Linked DNA regions of Homo sapiens: region 1 is linked to region 2. A link is a loop called in an ENCODE intact Hi-C map of the cell type or tissue named here. Cell type or tissue: PC-9. All regions are shown on one strand.

Evidence for each region. Hi-C counts contacts between places; a loop is a spot of excess contacts. Peaks named below come from ENCODE experiments on the same cell type or tissue, not always from the same donor. Only the 100,000 strongest peaks of a DNase experiment are listed, where the experiment ranks them.
Region 1: it touches region 2 in a loop (4-fold over the local background); 3 of 110 quality-filtered maps call a loop at or near these places.

What each region holds. Positions count from the first base shown.
Region 1 is chr13:109,860,816-109,865,815 of GRCh38, forward strand. No RefSeq gene overlaps it. Among named protein-coding and RNA genes, the nearest start is that of IRS2, 77 kb to the left of the region's middle. In PC-9, no CTCF peak of the experiment used is centred here; a DNase peak (open chromatin) is centred at 2,056; H3K4me3 peaks cover 417 bases; H3K27ac peaks cover 3,095 bases.
Region 2 is chr13:109,996,989-110,001,988 of GRCh38, forward strand. It overlaps a transcript of LINC03082 not described here. Among named protein-coding and RNA genes, the nearest start is that of LINC00396, 54 kb to the right of the region's middle. RefSeq lists an enhancer at 1,037-1,206. In PC-9, a CTCF peak has its summit at 2,314; DNase peaks (open chromatin) are centred at 373, 1,973 and 4,833; H3K4me3 peaks cover 391 bases; H3K27ac peaks cover 1,460 bases.

The sequences.
Region 1 (5,000 bases), 140 kb before region 2:
CATACATATACATATATACATTTATATTATATATATATATATGAAGGAAATTTTATCAGAATGGGAACAATGCAAACATTTCCAGAATATAATAGAATGTAAGCTCTGATATTGTGATACTAAAATGATGAGTTTGTAAGTTTGAATCTCCTGCTAGACTCTGAGCTCTTTGAGGGCATGGACTCTTGTTTTATCTTTGCATTTCTAATGCAAAGATAGGAGCTCAATGAATGTTGCAGAAATTAAAGGAAACAATACATTTGTTAAAAGTTTATTTTCATATTATAAAGGTACAGATTACAGGTCAACCAAGGATACATTTATTGAGTGAAAGGTCATAAACCATGCACATGTTCTCAAGAGATGTTTGTTGAGAAAATAAGTTAACAAATGAATGAATGAAGATTACATTTTAGCTGAGGATTTCAACATAACCTACTCCAAAAATTTTGCTGGAGGGGCTGTCTATGAAGAACAGATGTTAAGGACAAGATGGAAGAGTCCAGAGAAGAGAAGAGCTAAATTTTTGTCAGTGATGTGGGATGTGTTACAGTCTTGAAAGGCTACAGAGTTTAGATACTGCTATAAAAAGGGGAGGTATGGGCCAGGCATGGTGGCTCACACCTGTAATCCCAGCACTTTGGGAAGCTGAGGAGGATGGATCATGAGGTCAGGAGTTCGAGACCAGCCTGGCCAATATGGTGAAACACCATCTCTACTAAAAATACAAAAATTAGCTGGGTGTGGTGGCATGCGCCTGTAGTCCCAGCTACTTGGGAGGCTGAGGCAGAATTGCTTGAACCTGGGAGGTGGAGGTTCCAGTGAGCCAAGATCACGCCACTGCACTCCAGCCTGGGGACAGAGTGAGACTCTGTGTAAAAATAAATAAATAAATAAAAAGGAGAGGTATGAGCAAGTTCAGGGCTGAAAAAGGAAAGCAGATATACTTCATCTTAATAATTATCTGTTTCTCTGTACCTACAGCTTTGACTAGGAGTAGTACCATTCTAAGCATTTTATGTATATTGAATCATTTACTATTTACCACAACTATGTAAGGTGAATATGATTACACCTACTTTAACCTATCAGGAAACTGAGGCACATAGAAGTTATTCAGGGGTCATAGCTTATAGGTCATAAAGCCAAATAAATGCTTTTTTAACCGCAATGTTATGCTACCTCTGAACTAAATTTTGCATTGTAGAAAGAAGAAGGAAATAGAATTGCATACAACTGGTGGGCCCAAGTTAGGAATGGATTGAAAATTAGGCAGAGAAAATGGAACATGGTTGCTGAGGCACTATGAATCCATGATGCAATCTTCAGAACAGAGTGACCTGGTTAAACCTTGTTTGAGGAAGATAGCTGCAAAAATATTGAGGGTGGCTTTGAGGGGAGATACATGAATGGCAAGAATGCCAGCCAGGAAACAATACGGGCAGGAGGAGATTAGAGGTGACAGAATGGAGAGGAAATGTCTAATTTGAGGTCAACTTCAGAGGAAGAAATAATAGCAATTGTTGGCAGAGAAAAAAGATAACAAGCGATGTGCCGGGTAGAACCTCAAGGCAAGGTCTCTAGCCTGGCAGCTGAGCGGATGAGAAGTCCACTAAATTTCAGTGCACAATAGAAGCATTTTCTCTTTCTTCCCAGAAAGGGTTAGGGACATGAAGTGTAATAGAGAGAAATGTCTAACCTGCCTCTTGGTTATAATATCTATCACGCAATTCCATAGCTCCCATCTTGAGCATCTCAAGCTTGCAGCTGATCTATTTGAATTCGGGGCTACAGAGGCAAACTCTGAAGTGCTGACCTTCAAGAGGCTTTCCAAGGAAGGGGAGAGCTTTGACCACAACCTTTGATTTCAGATCATAGATTTATTTTTAATACATGGAAAGTGGAAATTCTAATCTTCTGAGTTGGAAGGTGACCCATACTTCCCTTTCTACTTAATCTTGTTTATCCCTTGCTCTGAGCTACTTCTTTCTTAATGCTTCCTGCTTTAGACTTACTTACAAAATATCACACTGATATATCCTGACCCTCATATGACTCATTCCACTCGAAAAACTGGTTCTGAGAAGTACATGTACTTTACAAGTTATTATGAACCGTAACAGATCCTAGGGGATTCAATTCTGCATTCACTTATGAGGTGAGTCTGCAAAGTTCAATGTGAAATCCTGGTAGGGATACAGAAAGAGCTCTAGCAGGGTTCTGTATTCCAGGAGCTGGCATTCTTGTGGGGCAGATAGAGACAGATAGAAGATGCTGCATACGCAAAAGAAACTGGACTGGCAGGAACTAACTGGGATAAGATCTCAGAGGAAGAACAAACGTGGGACCAGGAAGGGGCTCGGGGAAAATTTCAGAGAAGGGTCTAAGATGGAGCTGAAACCTAAAGAATGAACAAGCTTTGATTAGGCGGCATAAGCCTTCCCTGCTGGTGGAATAAAATAAAGTCCTGAGAGTGAATGCATTATGCTAAACATCTGGTGGCGAGGTCTAGCTGGGCCACAGAGTGCATCAGGAGTTGAGGTAGAAGCTAAGGCTAAGGACCTAGGCTAAGGCTTGGCCGTGGGGCATCCATGCCATGATAATATGTTTGGAATTTATCATGCCCATTTTCTGGAGCCATTCGAAGGAGTTTAAGGATGTGGGTTATGTGACCATGATTTGAGGAATAATCTTACTTGCAGAGCTAAGAGATTAGAGGCAACGAGACCAGTTAAAGGTCTGTCGCACTGAGCTTTGCAGTCTTCCTCTGAGAAGGATGGATGAAGGCCCAGGCAAAGAAGAGCAAGGCACAATGAGAAGGAGGGGAGGATCAGTGGGGGTCTTAGCACCACAGGAAAGAAGCAGGTTTACAAATCCTAAAATATTTCTATACCCCACTGCAAAGAAGAACAAGTATATCTCCAACCATGTACCTCCAAGTGATGGGAGAGACCTCTGCCCCTTTGCTTGGCTGAGACCCTGCCCAACTAGCAAAGTCGCTGCTTTGATCATGGCCACATAGGCTTTCAGAATTCTAAAGTTCTTTTCTTCTTCTTCAGGAAGCTGATGTAGTAAATTAAGAAACACAAATGTTCTTTAATTGCACCCAAAATAAATACACATGCAATCAACAATTGGAGAATGGAATTGTTTTTGCAAGCATACAGAAGCGTTTACCAAAATGGAAAATATGTTGTGCCAAAATATGCTTCAAAACATTGAAATCACCAAGATTATCTGATGTGGCCATGGTGGAATACAGCTAGAAATCAATAAAAATCTAACCAGGAAATTCCAAATACTGGGAATTAACTAATGACCTTGTAGGAAACTCATGAGTCAAAGAAGTCATCCCAAGGGGAATTATAAAATATTTTTTATTAAATGATAATGAAAATACAACATAATAAAACTTCAGGGGTGAAGTGAAAACTGTTCTTAGGATGTTTATAGCCTTAAATTTATATATTGCACACACATAACAAGGCAAAATCTTAAATAACCTCTGTAACTTGGAAACCCAAACTCATTAAATCTTAAGAAAAGAAATAATAGAGATAATAGAAAAATTATTAAAATGAAAACTATGCAAAAGAGATAGTAAATAAAAAAGTTAGTTTTCTCAATGTATTAATAAAATTGGCATGTCCCTGACAAGATTGAGGAGTAAGAGAGAGATAAAGAGAAGAAAAATATTACCAAAATTAGGAATGAAAAGAGAACATCATTGTGGACCTTACAGACATGGAAAATATTGCAAGAGATAATATATACAACCCTTATACCAAGAAGTTTAAACATTTGTAGAAAAAGGATAAATTTCTTGGGGAACACAGCCTACTAAAATGAAAATGAAAATAAACAGAAAATTTGAGAAGCCCTAAGTGTTACAAATAAATATACTACCTTGCATACACATACACACACACACACACACACACACACACACACACACACACACACACACATTAAAGCCATGATGCTTCACTGGTAAAATTTTCCAAACATTTGAGAAAGAAAAAAGACACTAATCTTACACAAAGTATCCTGAATAACAGAAATATAGGAAGTACTTACAACTTTTTGTGATATTAGAAAAGTCATAATACCAAAGTTGGATGAAGAGATTACAAAAAAGGAACATTATAGGCCATCTCTTTTATATAGATGTAAAATTCCTGAACAAAATATTCAAAAAACAAATCAGTCAATGTATGAAATGTATAATCCATCAAACTAAGTTGGGATTTATTCCTGAAGTGCAAGTTTGGTTTAGCATATGTAGTTGGTTGTATTTATTGTCTCTTGCAAAATCAGTAATTGTAATTCACTGCATTAAAAAAAAATCAGGTAATTTTAATATACAAAAATAAATTGCTTGATAAAATTCAACATGTATGTATGATGTAAAAGATAACTAGGAATAAAAGAAAACTTCCTTGATCTGATGAGGATGATCTATAGTAAAACCTACCGAAATTATCATTTTTTATTATAAATTACTTAAGTATTTACCTTGAGATCAGTCATGAGAAAAGAAGCCTGGCATCACCACTTCTACTGAATTGTTCTACTTGAGTTTCTAGACAGAACTTTAAGAAAAGAAAATGTGTGAGGATTAGACAAGAAATAAAACTGTATTTATGCACAGACAACACGACTAAACGTGTAGAAAATCAAACTACAGATAAACTACTAAAATGATGTGCCAATTCAGCAAGTCTACTTGTAACAAAGTTAACATACAAAAAACTATTGCATTTCTATAAAGCAGCAATAAACAAATAGGATAAGATATATAAAAGATATAAAATATACTAGCATCAAAAAGATATCAACAAGGAATTAATCTAACAAATGTAACCAACTTGAAAATTTTATAGACAAAAATTAGAGAATACATAAATAAGGAGATATTCTGGGTATATAACTGTATCTGTAGATATAACTGTATATTATATATCATATATATGTATATATAGCTGTATATTATATAATAT
Region 2 (5,000 bases):
AGAGCACACACGTCTTCTCTGATACACAGAAGTGAGATGGCTTTCTAAAGGTAGCTCACTGGCCAGAGTCTTTGAGTTATGAGAACAGCCCCAGAGATTTCTTTTAGAAAAACAGTCACCACTGGTGGCACATTTCAGTGACACAGAATGGGTTGCAAAACTTGCTTACTTGTGTGACATATTCAACCTGCTCAACAAACTCAATCTGTCACTTCAGGAGAGAATGACAACTGTGTTCGAGTCGGCAGATAAAGTGGCCGCATTTGAAGCCAAACTGGTATTACGGGGGTGATGAGTGAACACTGGGATTTCTGACATGTTTCAAACATTAGCAGAGATTTTGAAAGAGGCTGAGCCAGGGCCTTCTTTCCCCCAGCTGGTGCATGATCACCTACCTCAGCTTTCAAAAGAGCTTGAGCATTACTTGCCAACCACAAAAGACCCCGGAAGTGGGAAGGAATGGATCCACAACCCATTTGTGAGTAAGCCAGGTGAATCAACTTTGTTTGTGCTAGAAGAGGATCAACTGCTTGAGATTGCAAATGATGGTGGCCTTAAAAGTATGTCTGTGGCAACTTCAAATCTCCATACATTCTGGATTAAGGTCAAGGAGGAACATCTTGAGATTGCCACAAAAGCATTGAAAAGCCTGCTTCCATTTCCAACATCCTATCTTTCTGAAGCAGGGTTTCTGCAGCGACAGCAACCAAATCAAAAATACAGAGTAGACCAGACATAACCAACACAGTTGGGTGCCACCGTCTCCCATCACCCCCAGATGGGACCGTCTAGTTGCAGGAAAACAAGCTCAGGGCTCCCACTGATACTACATTATGGTGAGTTTATAATTATTTCATTATATACTACAACGTAATAATCATAGAAATAAAGTCCACAATAAAAGTAATGTGCTTGAAACATCTGGAAACCATCCCCCCACCTCAGTTTGTGGAAAAACTGTCTTCCATGAAATTGGTTCCTGTTGCCAAAAAGTCTGGGGACTGCTGCCTTCAGGTTACTATGGGTCAGAAGACCTTGCCATCTTTTGCCAAAGTTTGCCTTTCTGTTGTTTCCTAAAGCATAGGCAATAAATGTAATAACTTATGAATGGTATGTTTAACATGCTTTTGGTAATCTTGTCTTATGAAGAGAAATAAATGTGCTCCAAATTCTTCCACAAGCAAAAGAATCAGATCAGTAATTTCCTCTGGGAGTGAGAGGGGTGGACTTGGCTGGGAGAAGTGGGAGAGAACTGTCTGGGTCATAGTGCTAATGTTCTTATCTATTCTGGTAAAGGTTGGGTAACATAGATGTATTCATGGGTCAAAACTGATTTCAGAGTGTTGATTTACATTAAAACCTGTAAACAAAAACTGAACTCTAGTTAATGGTATGTATGTTGAAGTGTTAAGGGAAAGTGTAAAGAAATGCAAGATGAATGAACGGTTGGAGCTACAGATAGAAAGAAGGGTGATAAAGCGAGTATAGTCTAGTGTTGATGGTAGAATTAAACTTAAATGGTGTCCATACAGGTGTTGAATAAAACCCCCTTGACTTGCTGTCTGCATGATTTAAAAATTTTAAAACAAAATGTTGGAAAAAGTCATCTCACTTCATAACATCAGGTTATAAACTTCAATGCGAACTTCCTCTTAATGCAAAACCTTCTGCCCATTATAAAAAAAAATGTATATATTGCCTGAGACACAGCATTAAGTTAAATTTACAGAGAAAAGGAATATGTCAGTCTCCAAGAATCTTACGGGTGAGTGGAGACAAGATTTATATCTGTACACCTCCCTTTAAAAACAAACAGCAAAGTTTGTGTTTGCAACCTGTTACTGGAGTTTAAATTTTCCAACAGCCTCTTTCTCCTGAATGCTGAAATACCCTGGGGGGAAAAACCCAGGCAAGTTTGACTTAACCACTTAGAGAAAAGTCCACTTGGTGCAATAACTAGCCCCAGGGTTTATCAAGCAAATATCCCCACTCTGCCTGACTCATTCCAAGGTATTTGTTCAAGGCATCGTCCTGTGTAATGCAATTGGTCATATCACACGCTTCAGTACTTTTTTTTTTCTTTTTACCATGCATCCCTTTTCTTGTACACTGACCTACTGAGAGGCTCTTCCTGACAGATCAGCTATGAGACTGCACTGGTCTACATCCCTTCCACTCCGTCCTCTCTCATCATCTGCCTTGTTCCTGAGAAGATGTGTTTGATGAGTAATTCCAATACAGATCTTGCACTGTTGGCTGACTTCTCCAACTTGTTAATTAATTCATAAAATGGTTTTCTGTTAATTAAAGAGGAAAGGGCTCCATCTAGCTGTTTGGGAGACAGAAAATGCATCCCAGGATTGACAGCAGGAAGGGGCTATGTGAGTTACCCTGTTCCTCTTTTTTTAGATGACATCTGTGGAAAACAATAAACTTCACTTCCTTTCTTAAAACAGTGGGAAATGCAGACATCTGCTATTTGCAATAACTAAATCCTAACTCAAGATATTTTCGAGCAGAACTTGATAAATGTCCTGAACTTCTGCAATGCAACCCCAAATTTCAATCATATTTATTCTTTTTCTCTCCCCTTCATGTATTTTAAGGAGAGTATCTGGCATGCTCACCAAAATCTGCAAAGAAACACACATGCAAAGTTGGTAAATATTGTAGTTCAGTTATATGAATTCCCAGCAAGTGTGTAAGAAGAAAATCAACCCAATTTGCAAAAGGACCTCACAGAGCTGAGGCTGGGCTGAGCACTGTCACTTTCCGTAGCTTGCGAGGTCTCTGTGCCACTGTCAACCAGGTACAGTGTCCCTGTCAGCTGGCCCTAGAAGGCTGTGCATGGATAACCAGGCTTATTTGCCAAGGGACACCTTGGCATGGAACACAAAGGGCACATCACAGGATAACCTGCTGTAGCATGATTGGCTTCAGAGTAGCTCTGATATCAAACCGATAGTCAGGTGCTGGGGCAAAGAGCTGCGATTTCTCAAAGATTCCTGCAGTGAGCTCGGAGGCTGCATTGCAGGAAGAAATAACAGCCAAGGAGCCCTGGCTATGATGCTGCAGAGAGTCAGGAAAAACAGGGAACATTGACCTGGAACGTCCCAGTGAGCGTGGAATGTGTTGAGCATTGGATGCGAGGCCCCTGAGCTGTTGGAGGGTCTGGTGCTCTGTGTGTGCAGACGGCATGCAAGTGCAGGCACATGTTCTGTATGCCGTTTTGGGAGAGGCGGCAGAGGTGCTGCTCAGAAAAGGCTGTGTTCAAATAGGATTTGCAGAAGAGACGCCCAGGAATTGTAAGAATTCAGCAGACTCTCTCAGAGCTGCCCCCAGGCACTCGTTTCCAAAGAGCATGGAGCCCGAGGTTCTCTCCACCCTGCGACTGAGTTCGCTTTTTACCGGAGATAAAGGTCCAGGTAACATTAGGTCGCCTACCCTATAGATAACAAGCAGCCACTCAGGTTCATTTCAGTCACTTCTGTGTCCCCTACAAGATTCTCTCTACTGCCGCAGGCAGCGGGAAGCCGGAAAAGTAAGCCTGTGTCTCTGCAGGAGCCACCTAACTGCACCAGGACTCACGGAGAGGGAAATGAAATGACACCAACTCTGAGTGAATAGGAGTTCCGACGCAGGAGAACCAGTGTGAATGGAAGTAGGACGAGATAACATAAAATTAATTTCTTTCCATTGAAAAGTCATATGGAATTTTACCTTACTGAACCCATGATCTCAAGAAAATTTCCTGCTGTTTTCCTCTGAAATGCTTGTCAGATACTAATTCAACAGCACACGAGAGGATGACAGAGCAATCACCATCTTCAGCTTAGCTTCAGTGTCAAGACGTCGCATTGCTGTCGTGAGACAGCGCTGCTCAAGTTGAATTATTTGACATATGAAGAAACTGGAATCTATGAACTGACTGACTCACCCAGGTTTGCTGTTTGTGGCAAAAGTGCAGTTGCAGTCCTGGCATCTACACTCCTGTCTTGGTCTGAGGATCTTCTGAAGAGGGCCCAAGGCAGGGATTCAAAGGCCAGGAGTTTACTTGGAAGATCCTCCTGGAGAATAAGGACTAAACTAAGCAGGGAAGTAAAGGAAGCTGAAGAAGTGTGCATAACCAGGCGTGCTGCCACCGTGGGCAACTGGAGATTCATTCTGCTGGGACCCGTGTCAACTGGACAACTCAGAGTTGTCTCATCCAAGGGGTGAGGGAGAGGAGGCATTTATCTACCAACTCCTAACAGTTCTTGGTTTGGAGCTGAACTGGAGGTGAAGAGCCTCAGTATCTCCCACCTATTGTAGAAACAGCAAATCCCTAGGAACCAGGAGAAGCCCCCAGGCACAGAGATGCAGGTGCCAGCCATTGAAGTTATGTCGCATGTGCTAAAATAACAAAAGCCAAAGAAATGGGGCAGCTAAAACTCCTAACTCCAGTCTGTGTCTGCATTTTAATGGATCAGAAATGTACTATGGCCAGGTACAGTGGCTCACACCTGTAATCCCAGCTCTTTGGGAGGGCAAGGTGGGGGAAGATCACTTGAGGCCGGGAGTGCAAGAAATGTATTGTGGCTTACAACAAAATCTATCTCCTTTCTTTGTCCATACAGATTGAGAAAAGGGAAGACCATTTATTCCTCTAATCTACAACTCAGCTCTTTTTCCCCTCAAGTTTAGCTCTGATAGGCAGACTCTCAAAAATGTTACCCCTTAAAGAGAGGATGCTTACTACCCATGAAATTACCCAAATAATTCAGGAAAGTATGATCAGACAAGGAGAATGAAAATGACTTCAGTTCCAGTGTTGTTATAAAATGTTTTACGTCCAAATTCCTCAGATATGAGTCAGATTATGTGAGTACTGCAAGAAAAATATACATTTATGTCTTTTTCACAGCAAACTTCATGGCAATTAAGTCAAATAAACGCTTAAGGGATCTCAGTCCTGTTTTTTTTGTTGTTGTTATTGTTGGATATTGGAGGAGAAGGTGGAG